Linked DNA regions of Homo sapiens: regions 1 and 2 are each linked to region 3. A link is a contact called in ENCODE Hi-C or POLR2A ChIA-PET data. All regions are on one chromosome and are shown on one strand. The core of a region is the stretch at or near the end of the contact, and the rest is flanking DNA. Distances in the headings are between cores, read along the strand shown.

Region 1 (4,564 bases), core at 1,348-3,847, 2.3 Mb after region 3:
AGATTTGTTATTTTTTTGGATGAAATATGCTATTTCTCAACATAAGGAGAAGATCAGCCTACTAAACCACATGAGGCAGAGAGGAACACACAGAACCTTAGGCAAAAGATATATATTTATGCAAAGTCCTAAGTCTTGAAATTTCTAAATACAAGAGCTCTGAACGGAGTTACAGTCAGAGGATCAGGCAAGAAAATTTCTTCTATGCCACAAGCGCTATTTCCTCTGCAGATAACTAATACTCCACAAGAAAGTTTGCCAGAGTAGAGAAAATACAAAGGAATGTAACACAGACCTGAGGTCAATTTCCAGCTGCCTGTGTGACCTCAACAAAGATACTTAACCTCTCTGGGCCTATTTCCTCACATGTTAAATCTGGATAATAATATATGTCTCTCAAGACAGTTGTGGGGAGAAAACAGCGTATTTAAATTGCTTAGGAGAATGCCTGGCAGATAATAAGTGTTTAATACATGAAACTGATTTTTATTACTGTTATTAAAAAATATTTAGAACACCAACTCCCTGAATACAACAGAAAATGATTCAGGGCAACAGACAGAGGAGAATGTTCTCTCCTTGAGGAAGCAACTGGATCTTGTCATCACTGTATACCTACCTACCCCACCCCCTCCCCAGCTCAGTGCCTGGCTCACAGTAGGCTTTCAGTTACCCTCTGCAGATCAGTGAAAGCTAGGTGAGTGCCCGGAGTGAAGAAAAGTTGGCAGGTTTCCCACTGATACCAGCTGCTGTTGGTTTCTGAACACTCAAAGCCGCAAATACCTTAGGGCTGGGGGCAATGAACCCAAGGCTGAATTCCAAGTTCAGAAGCAGCGAAGTCTGAATTTAGAACCTAGGAACTTAAACTGCTGCAGGTCCAACTTCAAGCCCCAGTTTTAGACAGAGGCTTGGGAAAGATCTGACTTCTAACCCGGTTCCCCCTCCCCTCCTCCCCTCGATGCTTCTCACAGGAAAGTACACCTGGTCCTGCCAAATCGCACTCTTATATCCTGGCATCCTATCCAGGCTCTGCGAGGATGGAAACTGCGAGGCAGGGGAGGGAAGCGGGCTGTTTGGCCACCACCTCCCTAGTGCTGCAGGCGACCCTGTCACACTAACTCCTGGCAGCCCAGTGAGGTGGACGGCACCGGCCCCACCTGCAGATGAGGGAAATGAAGCTCGGAGGAGTTCCGTGATTTGCTTGCTTCACACTGTGGTAGCCTGGCCACGAAAGAACCAGGATTCCCGACTTCGGGATTCTTTCCACCACACACTTTCGTCCCTAAGGGGTGGGGGGCGGGGGGAGAATAAAATAACCGCGGAAAAGGAACCACTTACATGTGTCTAGCGCTTCCTAGAGGCTACCCAGGATATGCGCCCACCACCCGGCCGGGAGTGCAGAGATTTGAAGTCCAGGTTCTACCCCGGGCTCCGAGTACTACTGCGTGACTTTATGCGAGTGTCCGCCGCCTTCTGGGCTTGTTTTCCCGGAAGCAACTCGGCGCGGATGGAGTGTGTGTGTGCGCGCGCGCGCGCGTTATGTTGTGCGTGTTGTGTTAAGCGTGTGCGTGTTGTCCGGGGGCGGGAGGGGGAGTAGACTAACACCGGGGTTCCCCGAGTTTCGGATCGCCTACACGCTTGTTCCCATCTGGACCCTGTTACCCACCAATTGCGCCCACTATAAAAACTGCCCCTCCGAGGCAAAGCTGTGAACCCCCGCGCCCTTTCCCCCACGGTCCCGGAGGATGAAGTGGGGTGCAACGGAGACTCAGCTGAGCGTCCAGTTTCGGGCAATACAAATCTCTCGGCTTCTACGAGCAGCCAGACGACCCCGCGGACCGTCGCTCCTGAACTTGACCGAGATGCAAACTTCGGAGTGTTCTCAACGTGGGGGGCCGACTCTCGGGAGACCGCCCCTAAACTTAAGTCCCCTTAGGCTCGCCCCCACCTGGGACTTCACAGAGCCACCTTAAGGGCGGTATTCCCGCCCCCCCGGAAGTGCGGGGGGGTGGCAGCGTACTTGGATTCTCAGCCTCCAGCCCCGCGCGGTGGCGGCCGCCGGTGGATGACTTCGGGCCCCACAAGTGGGGAAACAACAACCACCCCTCGCCCGCACCCCTGGCCCAAAACAACTGGCCAGGTTCCCTGGCCTCCCGGGTCCCTGCATCCCCCGCATCCCCGTCCGCAGCCGTGAACTTGAGCCCCCCTCCATCAGAGGTTGCGAGCGTCCGCCCGCTCGCGGCAGCCACCGTCACTAGACAGTCAAACCCCAAGACGTCAGCCCACAATGCACCGGGCGGGCCGGGAAAAACGGCCCGGGGAGGGGACCGGGGAAGAGAGGGCCGAGAGGCGTGCGGCAGGGGGGAGGGTAGGAGAAAGAAGGGCCCGACTGTAGGAGGGCAGCGGAGCATTACCTCATCCCGTGAGCCTCCGCGGGCCCAGAGAAGAATCTTCTAGGGTGGAGTCTCCATGGTGACGGGCGGGCCCGCCCCCCTGAGAGCGACGCGAGCCAATGGGAAGGCCTTGGGGTGACATCATGGGCTATTTTTAGGGGTTGACTGGTAGCAGATAAGTGTTGAGCTCGGGCTGGATAAGGGCTCAGAGTTGCACTGAGTGTGGCTGAAGCAGCGAGGCGGGAGTGGAGGTGCGCGGAGTCAGGCAGACAGACAGACACAGCCAGCCAGCCAGGTCGGCAGTATAGTCCGAACTGCAAATCTTATTTTCTTTTCACCTTCTCTCTAACTGCCCAGAGCTAGCGCCTGTGGCTCCCGGGCTGGTGTTTCGGGAGTGTCCAGAGAGCCTGGTCTCCAGCCGCCCCCGGGAGGAGAGCCCTGCTGCCCAGGCGCTGTTGACAGCGGCGGAAAGCAGCGGTACCCACGCGCCCGCCGGGGGAAGTCGGCGAGCGGCTGCAGCAGCAAAGAACTTTCCCGGCTGGGAGGACCGGAGACAAGTGGCAGAGTCCCGGAGCCAACTTTTGCAAGCCTTTCCTGCGTCTTAGGCTTCTCCACGGCGGTAAAGACCAGAAGGCGGCGGAGAGCCACGCAAGAGAAGAAGGACGTGCGCTCAGCTTCGCTCGCACCGGTTGTTGAACTTGGGCGAGCGCGAGCCGCGGCTGCCGGGCGCCCCCTCCCCCTAGCAGCGGAGGAGGGGACAAGTCGTCGGAGTCCGGGCGGCCAAGACCCGCCGCCGGCCGGCCACTGCAGGGTCCGCACTGATCCGCTCCGCGGGGAGAGCCGCTGCTCTGGGAAGTGAGTTCGCCTGCGGACTCCGAGGAACCGCTGCGCACGAAGAGCGCTCAGTGAGTGACCGCGACTTTTCAAAGCCGGGTAGCGCGCGCGAGTCGACAAGTAAGAGTGCGGGAGGCATCTTAATTAACCCTGCGCTCCCTGGAGCGAGCTGGTGAGGAGGGCGCAGCGGGGACGACAGCCAGCGGGTGCGTGCGCTCTTAGAGAAACTTTCCCTGTCAAAGGCTCCGGGGGGCGCGGGTGTCCCCCGCTTGCCACAGCCCTGTTGCGGCCCCGAAACTTGTGCGCGCAGCCCAAACTAACCTCACGTGAAGTGACGGACTGTTCTATGACTGCAAAGATGGAAACGACCTTCTATGACGATGCCCTCAACGCCTCGTTCCTCCCGTCCGAGAGCGGACCTTATGGCTACAGTAACCCCAAGATCCTGAAACAGAGCATGACCCTGAACCTGGCCGACCCAGTGGGGAGCCTGAAGCCGCACCTCCGCGCCAAGAACTCGGACCTCCTCACCTCGCCCGACGTGGGGCTGCTCAAGCTGGCGTCGCCCGAGCTGGAGCGCCTGATAATCCAGTCCAGCAACGGGCACATCACCACCACGCCGACCCCCACCCAGTTCCTGTGCCCCAAGAACGTGACAGATGAGCAGGAGGGCTTCGCCGAGGGCTTCGTGCGCGCCCTGGCCGAACTGCACAGCCAGAACACGCTGCCCAGCGTCACGTCGGCGGCGCAGCCGGTCAACGGGGCAGGCATGGTGGCTCCCGCGGTAGCCTCGGTGGCAGGGGGCAGCGGCAGCGGCGGCTTCAGCGCCAGCCTGCACAGCGAGCCGCCGGTCTACGCAAACCTCAGCAACTTCAACCCAGGCGCGCTGAGCAGCGGCGGCGGGGCGCCCTCCTACGGCGCGGCCGGCCTGGCCTTTCCCGCGCAACCCCAGCAGCAGCAGCAGCCGCCGCACCACCTGCCCCAGCAGATGCCCGTGCAGCACCCGCGGCTGCAGGCCCTGAAGGAGGAGCCTCAGACAGTGCCCGAGATGCCCGGCGAGACACCGCCCCTGTCCCCCATCGACATGGAGTCCCAGGAGCGGATCAAGGCGGAGAGGAAGCGCATGAGGAACCGCATCGCTGCCTCCAAGTGCCGAAAAAGGAAGCTGGAGAGAATCGCCCGGCTGGAGGAAAAAGTGAAAACCTTGAAAGCTCAGAACTCGGAGCTGGCGTCCACGGCCAACATGCTCAGGGAACAGGTGGCACAGCTTAAACAGAAAGTCATGAACCACGTTAACAGTGGGTGCCAACTCATGCTAACGCAGCAGTTGCAAACAT
Region 2 (4,803 bases), core at 1-2,500, 2.5 Mb before region 3:
CCCACATTTCCATATATCAGATTTACTGAAAAACTTTTTTTTTTTAATTTCCCCTATCCGAGTGGACCCGCCCAATCAAGTCAGTTAACTTTCCTTGGCCGGGGGCGGAACCAAGGTGTTGCGGTAATTTCCTGGCCTGCCACGACTGCTTGCTTGCGTAAGGGCGTCTTTGGGTATGTTGCCATTCTAATGAAAATTCAGCTCCAGCCCCGTCGGTGGAACAGATCCCGGGCACCACTGGGCAGAGACTAGATGTTTCAAACGCCTGCCCCCCAGCAAGCAGGCCGCGCAAAGGGCAGGAGTTCGGAACCAAGGCAAACTAGGGGGCGGGGAGAAAAGATTGGCACCCGCCTGCTGAGATCTGCCAACCTGACGCCCCAGGGGGATGGGTGCTCTCGCCACCCTTGCCCCACAGTGTCGGGCTCCGAGCCAGCGGGAAGCGCCAGTCCTAGCCGAGAATAGCAGAGGAGCGGGCGGGATGCGAGGGGGCTCTGGGCGAGGCGGCGGCAGTCTAACCTTTCCTGCTTAAGGCGACAGCACTCTGCGCCGTAATCGTATCTTCCAAGGCTGCAAGGTTAGGGCAAATGTCAGACGCCTCGGGAGGGGCGGGGGACGGGGAGAGGGAAGGCAGCGGCTAGAGACGGAGAGTCGGGCGTGACCTTGGGAGGCTCCGCGCCCGCACCTCCCGGCGCCCCGGGAGTCAGGCGAGCAGGTCTGCCGGGTCCCGTGGCCACTTTCCCCAGCCCGGCGACCTCCGTCGGGCCTCCAGGCCAGAAGAGCGAGCGCGAAGGAGAGGGAGGAGCGGGAGGTGGAAACCGAGGCGGCAGCGCGCGGAAGCGGCCGGCCCCGAGCGAGGGAGGGCGCCGCGGGCCGCACGTCGCACACGCGCCAGGGTGCACAGCGGCGCGGGGCCGCGCATCCCTTACCCCGTTGGCGGCAGCGATGCGAGCGATGAGCTGGATGGCCTCCTTCATGTAGAACCGGCCGTCCCCGCCCACCACCAGCGTGGCCTCCTGCCGCTGCGCCGGCTCCACGGTGGAGATGATACTCTGGATGAAGTTCTCCGCGTAGTTGGCGCTGCTCTGGAACACCTTCACCCGCTTCCGCAGCCCGCTCGTGCCCGGCTTCTGGTCCTGGTACGCCTGGGTCTTAACTGTCACGATCTTCACCATGGTGGCGACTTGCTGCCGGGGGTCAGAGCGGCGGACTTGGCTGGCGGAGGGGCGGCCGGCTGAGGCTGCAGCTGCTCTGGGGTGAGGGCACGGCGGGTGGGGGCTACGCCGCACTCTAGGCCGGCGTTTGGCCCTCCTCCTTAAAGGGACAGGGGACAGGGCCCTCCCTCCGCGCCAGCCCACCTCCTGGCAGGTCCGGCGGGAGGGGAAAGGGGAGCGCCGGTCTCTAGGCCTCCTGTGAAATGGGTGGAGCCTTACTGATTTACTCTCCCCTTCGGAATCCTATCCACTGTAAAAAGAGGCCCGCAACTCCTCCTCTAAGTGTTGGGGCAGAGGTTGGGGTAGGAACCCGGTCATAGGGCAAGGACGTGAGGCAGGGTGGAAAAAAGTACAGGGTAGAATGATTTCCAGTGGTTTGGCGAATGCATCGTGTGTAAATAGCTTTCTGGAAACCTGTTGGGAGGGTCAGAAGTGCCAGCCCCAGCTCGATTTCATGAGTCGTAATTCTTTCTATTTCTCCCTAAATGTGAGGGCATTTGAGTTCCGTAAAGGAGTCGACTCCAAATGTTTCCTGCTGCACCACACACTTGACTACCATTGGTGACGGTGACTTAGCTATGACTTGCTGAGTGTAGCGTTTCTAAACCTTACTAAACTCTGGGTTTTATTTTTCCCCTTTTTATGCTTACAAAACTGAAATTCAAAGAATAAAATGCCTTGTCTCATTGCCACACAGCTAAGTCCATGCGGGAGGCCAATTCAGGTGGTCTGGCTCCAAAACCAGGGCTCTTCCCATGATTTGCCCGCTGTGACACCAGGTTGGCAACTAGGAAATGTACAAGCAGGACTTGACAAATGTAGGAGCAAATATATGGTAAGGATAAGTATGAACACCATCAAAATTAGCCAGTTACTCATGTAATAGAAATAAAGTGAGGAGATCAACAAACAAGGACTGACATGGCTGGAAAAGTTTCACGGGGGATAGCAAGGTCAACCAAGGGGATTTGATTATTAAGTAGGAATCTTCAGTCTTTCTTGCTTTTCGGTTTAGTATCTCCCTTAATTTGATGAGAGTGATTGTCTCCTCTGTTCAAGAAACCTGTCATTTTGGTAAAGTGGCAAAAAACTTGGCTTTACAAGGTGTGTGCTCTTGGGAAAGTTAGTTAATGTCCGTGGGCATCAATTTCCTTACTGTAAAATAAACATATCACCTACTTTGGAATATTTTTGCAAGATTTAATGGGGTTTTGTATGTCAGAAATTCTCAGTCATGGATACACAGTAGAATCCTACTGTGACCCATGCTCACAGTAGAATTACTTGAGGTGGTTTCTAAATGACCCAGTCCAAACAAATTCAATCATAATCAGCTGTTAGAAGTAAATCATCTAGCCTGGTGCCTGAAACATAGAGGCCTTCAAAAATATTAGCTCCCCTTCCCCAATTCCAAAACCAGAGCATATCATTCACCTGTGAATTATATTCTTTTGGTAGTTAATTGGTATGTCTTGATCAAGCAGGGAGGCGAACAGACCCATAAGAGTGCAGACTCTCACAAACCAAGTGTTGATATACATGCTCATATAGTACATGCTATGTAGATACAGTGTGTTGATGTAGTCACTATAGATGAGTTTCGGTGGCAAATATTATGTGAAAACGGAACCCTGGACTGCTAGTAATGAGTTCTAATATTTGCACAGGAGTTTACAGAGCAGTGTAATCTTGTGAATTAAATAATATAATCAAGCCCATTTTATAGACGAGAGAATTGAGGATTGGATGGTGAATGTAATCAAGGTTATCTAACTCCACAAAATGAAAATATAGCATAGATTCACTGAGCCTTCAAAATACCTACCTTAGAGTTGTATGGTTTAGATAGAGAATATACAGCTCCTACCACAGTGCTAATAAGTAAGTCATCAATAAATGATAACTTGTAAAGTCACGGGCCCAAATTCAGATCTCATGCCCTTTCTATATTCTTCAGTATCTTTGGAAATATGATGGAGCTTTTCATTTAAGAGGAATTGATCTATACTTCTCTCACCCCAGAAGTTGTAACAATTAGCTTTAACTGCATAACACACCAGTCTAAATCTGAGTGGCTTAAGACAACCCCCATTCATGATTATAGTTCATGATTCTATGAGTTAACTGGCAGTTCTGCTGTTCTGGACAGGGTTACTGTGGCCCCTTATACAGACCTAACATGATCCCCATGTTCCTTGCCTCCTGATAATCATGCCTTTATGCAATCCCCTTGTATTACAGATTGAGTATCCCTTATCCGAAATGTTTGGTACCAGAAATGTTTCAGATTTTAGATTGTTCCGGATTTTGGAATGTTTGCATTACAATGGTTGTGCATCCCAAATCCAAAAATCCCAAATTCAGAATGTTCCAATGAGCACTTCCTTTGAGTGTCATGTTGGCACTCAAAAAGTTTTGGATTTTGGAGCATTTTGGGTTTGGGATTTTTGGATTTGGGATACTCAACCCGTACTTTTCTACTGCTGTATGACAAATTACCACAAACTCAACAGCTGAAAACAACACCCATTTATGATGTCACAATTCTATAGATAAGAAGTCCCAATTCTATAGATCAAAAGGTTTGGCCAGGTTCAATCCTGGTAATCACGGATATATAACAGCTTATAAACATCAAGGAGAAAGTATTTTGACCTTCATTAAATTCTTTTTAAGGCAAGCATACCTGTTTAAACTGATTTGTCTATAGCCAGTTGGTTTAATTTCATTGAATTCTTCCCAGAGCCTCAAGATAAGAACCCACCCAAGCTTGGTGCGTTCTTATCTGGAGCCTCTGGGAAGAACACCTTGATTTGAAGTCAAGAGCCAAGCTGGCTTCTTATCTGGAGGCTCTGGGAAGAATTTCTTTCAAGTGTTAAAGATAAATAAAAATAGAGGCTCCAGTTTAGATATTTTAAGTCCAACCACCCATAGCCAGGTAGCCAAAACTTAAGTCATCCTTATTTCCCTGAAACACTTGCTCTAGACATAAACAAAACACAAAATGTCCTTGACAGTGTGAGTCAATGAAATTAAACCAATCAGCTATAGACAAATCAGCTTAACAGCTCTACTCGCCTTAAAAAGAATGTAACGAAGGTCAAAATACTTCTTCCTCAATGTTTATAAGCTGTACTGTAACTGCTGTGAGCTGGGCTTCTTGCCACTTTTGGTTAGATGTCTTCCAGTTTGTAAACTGTTCTTTGTATGCATGCTAAACTTTTAAAAATTTTTAAAGTTTGATCTGATTTTAACACAGCGCATTCAGATTGCTGGCAGGATCTATTTCCTTGCAGTTGTAGGATTGAGGTCCCCATTTCTTAGATTAGACCTACCTGGATAATCTCCCTTTGTAACGTGTTCATAGGAGTAATGTATCATCGTATTCACAGGTTCTACCCACGTTCAAAAATTGACTTGCAGAGATTTCCAAGTTGTAGTATTTATGAAAAGCAAGAGAAGGAGTCTTATTCCCCTGTGGGTAGCACTGAAATCGGGAAAGAAGCCATTGGAAATATACCAAGATATGCAACAATGATTACCACTGAGTTGCAAGATAGGGCAATGTTTATTTTCTTTATATTTTATCTGG
Region 3 (4,544 bases), core at 849-3,348:
CGCTGATATTATCTACAAGTTCTGTGTGTTGCAAACTTCTGCCAGCTAGAACTTCAGCCTTCGAATCTCAGCATTTTCACTATAGTCCGTAATTCATTCAAATTATCTTACACTTTGCATCTTATCCATATGCAATTGTGAACCTTGCCAGAAGTGGTTGGAAAAGTTTCATTCCATACTTCCACAAGTTACTAAAATAGGAACTTTGGAAGTTTGTTAGGAAAAAAAAAAAAAACTTTTACAGTAACTAAAAGTAACTGCTATCCATTATTAATGCTAGGCCTAAATCCCAAACAGACCATTTCAACATAAAAGATGCGTTTAAGAGTCTTCTGAGATCAAATACCCGGTATTATTACTGTTAGATATTGCAATAAGAAGGGATGTCATGTGGGAAATAAATCCAGAATCTAGAGAGGAGAGCGAAAACTACTGATACTTTTTAGCCTTCCAGAAACTATTCCGGTTAAACCGTTATCTCCTACTAAATGAAGGCAAGAAGTGGTAGGTTTTTTAAGGGAGAGGTGAATAAACATTTTATGTGAAGCATATAACTTCATGTAGGTGATTAATGGTCAGATCCTAATGTACCAAAGCAGTATGAAATCTCACGCTTAAAAAAAAAATAGCGCAAAACCACTTTGACTTCAAGCCTTTTAGTCAAGGAAAACAAATAACATATTCAAAGGGGACCGGATTTGAAGTCTCGAAGTAGCAATATTTTGCCTGGGGGTGGGTAGACAAGGGAGGAATGGACAGGGGGGCACGGAAAGGAGAGGCGGTGGGGCGCAAGAGCCCCATGCTCTGAGTTGAGTCGGAGGGGAAAAGTTGCCCCCGTCCTGCGCGCGGAGCGGCCGGAGTCGCGCGGTGGCGGTGGTGGTGGTGGCGGCGGCGGCGGCGGGGGGAGCCGTGTCCGGCCCGGGCCGCCGCTCCGGCTCCCGGCTAGGAGCCCAACTCTGCCCGGCGCTACCCGGCCCGCGGCCCGCGGCCTCCGGCGTTCGGCGCCCTGCACAACGTGGGCTCGTCTCGGCCCCGAAACTTTCACTCCGGGAGAGCCAACGGGCCACCGGCGCGCGGCGAGGACGCAGGCTCCACCCGGCCGGCGCGGGGGAACGCGCGTCCACGTAGCCCCGCTCAGCCGAGGGCTAGCCGCAGCCTGCCCGCGTCCGAGGGGCGCTGTCCGGGCCGGGGCCGGGACGGGAGCCCGCGTCCTTTCCGCGGCCGGACCCCGAAGGCTGACAAACAATAAACAAAAGTAAGAGTTCGGGAAGACGGCGGGGGGCTGCGGCAGCGCAGGCTGCGGGGAGCGGGCCGTTGGGCGCAGGCACCCGAGGTCTCCCCGCACCCGAGGACTGCAGCCGGCCCGAGCGTGCGGGGTGAGCGGTGGGCTCCGTCGGCGGCCCCCTCCCCGGGCGCTGCGGCACTACGGAATCCCTGCTCCCGGCAGCAGAAACGCTGAGCCAGATTTCTGCGTGTCATGGACTGCAACCCCGCCGAAACACGTGCGGGGTGTCCGAAAACACTGCTGTTCCGCAGTCCGTCGCCCCGATATTAATTAACGCATTAATAAGAGGGCGCCATTAGCCATGTGCCCACACAAATGGCCGTGCAAGAGGAATGCACCCGCATGGAAACAAAGTTACTTTCTTTAAGCGGGATCCCCCCCCCCACCCGCGGGCACACGCGCGCACACACACAGAAACACGCGCAGACACAGACACACACCGAGACGCACGCCCTGGGCCCGGCCGGAGCGACGGCCCCGGTGCCCCCCACCCAGCCCCAGCCCTGCCCCCGGCGCCCCGGCCCCCAAGCCCTCCGCATCCACGCCGCGGCTTACCTGGGTGAGACAGAGCGGAGAATACATAACTGCCGGGCGCTGGGGTATGCGTGTGCGTCTGGGTGTGCGGTTTGGAGGTGTGCGTGAGTGTGGGTGAGAGAGGAGAAAGAGGGAGAGAGGAAGAGAGAGAGAGAGAGAGAGAGAGAAGGGGGGAGAAAAAAAAATCAAGCCTGCTTCTTGCGTTCACATTTCCAAGTCGGCTCAACTGCAGCCAGCCAGCCAGCGCTATTGCCGCTCCATGAGCTGAACTTTAACCCCGCCTAGAGTTTCCCTACACTCCACTATACATGCCTACTGTACGCGGGTGTTAAAGGCATAGCGCACCCTTTCCCGCTCCCGCGCCGGCCCGGCCGGGTGCCCGCGAGCTGCCCGCGCGCCCGCCTCCGCCTCCGCTCTGCACCGCACCGCACAGCCGCCGCCCGCTCGCGCCGCCGCCGCGGGGGGGAGGGGGTGTGGGGGAGGGGGCGGCTGCGGCGCCGCGCGGCCAGCCGGGTCCCGAGCCTCCGCGGCCGCTCGCGCTCGCAGGCTGGCTCGCTCGCTCCCCGGCTCTCTCCGTGGCTCGCTCCTTGCTCGCTCGCTTGCTCGCTCTCCCGCTCGCTCCCCGGCCCCCCCGCCCCCTCCCCCGATCAGCGCATTACTGGGTAACGCAGTGAGGAGCAGTTACAGTCTGTACTCCCGGGCAGCTATAGGCTGCCACAGGATGTGCTTAAGCAAACAAAACTACTTTTCCTCGTCCCCATCCCCCCACCCCCGCTGCAGACCTCCGCGGACCTCGGTGGAGGACTTGGGCAACTTTGCCAGGTTGCCCCGCACCCCCCGGGCCACCGCGTGGGCACGTAGAGAACCGAGGAGGAGGCCGGGCGGCACATTTGCATGTATGCAAATTTCTTTGAAAAATCAGACCTCCTAGGTAACTTTTTTTCCCCCACTGAAATGCGGTAAGGCTCAAAGCATTGTAATCTCTCCAGCGAAGCTTTCTGTGGGAATAGATTCGTCGGCAGAGGTAATTATGCACACAATCCTGCAAACTTTGTGCAGCTTCGGTCCTGTGGCATTCAGAAGCGGGGGTGGTGAGGAATCAGTGCCCACAGAAGATTCACCGGATTTGGGGGGCGGGGGTCTGGAGAAAAGAAGGCGGAGATTAATGAGCGTTATCCCTCCCAGGACTGTGAAACTAGTGGGTTTGAACACAGACGCCATAGAAAAAGTTCTATCACGTTCAGAAACAACAGTGGTTTAGCTGTGACATCTTTTACTTTTTAGGAGGAAAAAAATATGTGAAAGGGATGTCCCCTTAGGGAAGGGAGATATTCTGATCCACAAACGCGTGCCCAGAACTGGACATAGGCTATCATTACCGTCCCAGTTTCTGGGACACCTCTGGAAGGGTGCCTTTTAAGAATCCCTTTTTTCCCTCCCCCAGGTAATAGTTCTTAAAATGGAAAAGAGCTTCCTGCAATTATTTTAGGTTTGCTAAAGTATTGTTTTGGCAGAAAAGAGGGGGGTGGTTTTTAGGGTTTGGCAAGTTGCCAGTAAGCCTGCTTTTCCAGTTTTTTTTTTTTAACCTCATATTTTCTCTCTAGGCTCTCCTCTCTCGGAGGGGGGAAAGCCTACCTGCCTCTTCTAAGCCCCCATCCCTTATTTTACTTCTCTTCCTCATGATGGTTTGCAAAATGCTGCATTTGACAACCCTTCTCAAAATTCCAAAAGGAAAGAGGTAGGTATCATGTTGAAAGACACTGGCACACAGGGGAATCTGCCCTTCGGTGGAGGTGACATAACCAGAGAGTCTCTAAAGAGGGGACATTCCTGTAGGAAAGTGAGGGTAAGTGATGTGTTAACAAGTGAGGGTGAGTGATGTGTTAAGGCCACTCTCATTCAGACTTCTTTTCAAAGCAAGGGGCAGGAAATACTGTACTGGAGAAAGAGCAAAAGAGAACCTCTGAAATAATTCTGCATCTGTCTAAAGTTATTTTATGCTTGTACTTTAGTTACTTTATTGCCAAAATAATTCCCGAATGCTCAAGAACCATTCTCTCTCCCACCCTCCCTCCTGAACATCCTTGGAAATCTCTCAAGATTATTTACTAAGGAGTGAGGAGAAATAATGATTTCAGCCTTTAATGAGAGAGTCCATTTTCCCAAACTTAACCCACTGCTTTTCCTTGGTTCCTCTCAGATTTTAGTAGGGGAGGAATGTCCTAAAAGCCAAGCTGTGTTACAGAGACAACATCCCTGGCCACGAGAACCTTTGCTGGGATCTATAACTTCAATGCGCTCCAAGTTTCCTCGATAGAAGTTTCTGGCTGACGGTCCCAACATGTAACTGAGGCACAGTGAAAAGTTATTGTTCAGAGTGTGTACTCGGGAAGCTCTCTTCCAGAGCAGATTAAAATCTTTCTTTTGGTGTATTAAAAGATACACTTCACATCTGCCTATTTTCAAAACGGCAAAGATTCTTACTTTTGAGTCTCAAGGAAAAAAAAGATTTTTTTTAAAAAGGACTGGCATGTCGCCCTGTTTTTTTTTTTTAATGGGGGAAGTAATTTAATGCTGATATTTCTACTTTAAAAACTTCTTTTGTTGCAGCAGTGGATGTGCCCCGCGATTTCCAGCTTTCTGCGGTTAGCAATATTATCTTAAGTAACTTTTGGCGCCCTTCGTAAGACTTTTGGATATGGGACGATTGTTTGCGCCCTCTAGG

The links. Hi-C counts contacts between places; a loop is a spot of excess contacts on that map. ChIA-PET counts read pairs that join two places held with the same protein, here RNA polymerase II (POLR2A). Pooled maps may share reads with other maps.
Region 1: a loop to region 3 is called in a map of CD8-positive, alpha-beta T cell, with 15 times the contacts of the local background. The contact joins the promoter of JUN here to the promoter of NFIA in region 3. A Hi-C loop is called at or near these places in 2 of 168 maps with a recorded cell type or tissue (CD8-positive, alpha-beta T cell and naive thymus-derived CD4-positive, alpha-beta T cell) and 7 of 50 pooled maps. POLR2A ChIA-PET finds 5 or more read pairs at or near these places in 2 of 52 experiments (AG04449 and CD4-positive, alpha-beta memory T cell).
Region 2: a pooled map shows a loop between it and region 3 (7-fold over the local background). The contact joins the promoter of PGM1 here to the promoter of NFIA in region 3. A Hi-C loop is called at or near these places in 1 of 168 maps with a recorded cell type or tissue (naive thymus-derived CD4-positive, alpha-beta T cell) and 7 of 50 pooled maps. POLR2A ChIA-PET finds 5 or more read pairs at or near these places in 2 of 52 experiments (B cell and activated naive CD4-positive, alpha-beta T cell).

Annotation. Positions count from the first base shown.
Region 1 is chr1:58,782,080-58,786,643 of GRCh38, reverse strand. JUN (Jun proto-oncogene, AP-1 transcription factor subunit) reads left to right here and starts at 2,597. Exons shown (of 1, transcript NM_002228.4): 1 at 2,597-4,564. The coding sequence starts at 3,574. It overlaps JUN-DT (JUN divergent transcript), which reads right to left and starts at 1,493. Exons shown (of 2, transcript NR_108106.1): 1 at 1,339-1,493. RefSeq lists enhancers at 1,406-2,151, 2,378-2,637, 2,152-2,899, 4,308-4,487 and a silencer at 4,158-4,237.
Region 2 is chr1:63,589,858-63,594,660 of GRCh38, reverse strand. It overlaps PGM1 (phosphoglucomutase 1), which reads right to left and starts at 1,250. Exons shown (of 11, transcript NM_002633.3): 1 at 927-1,250. The coding sequence starts at 1,172. RefSeq lists enhancers at 214-273, 974-1,263 and a silencer at 634-933.
Region 3 is chr1:61,080,115-61,084,658 of GRCh38, reverse strand. NFIA (nuclear factor I A) reads right to left here and starts at 2,098. Exons shown (of 11, transcript NM_001134673.4): 1 at 1,841-2,098. The coding sequence starts at 1,867. RefSeq lists a silencer at 2,528-2,822.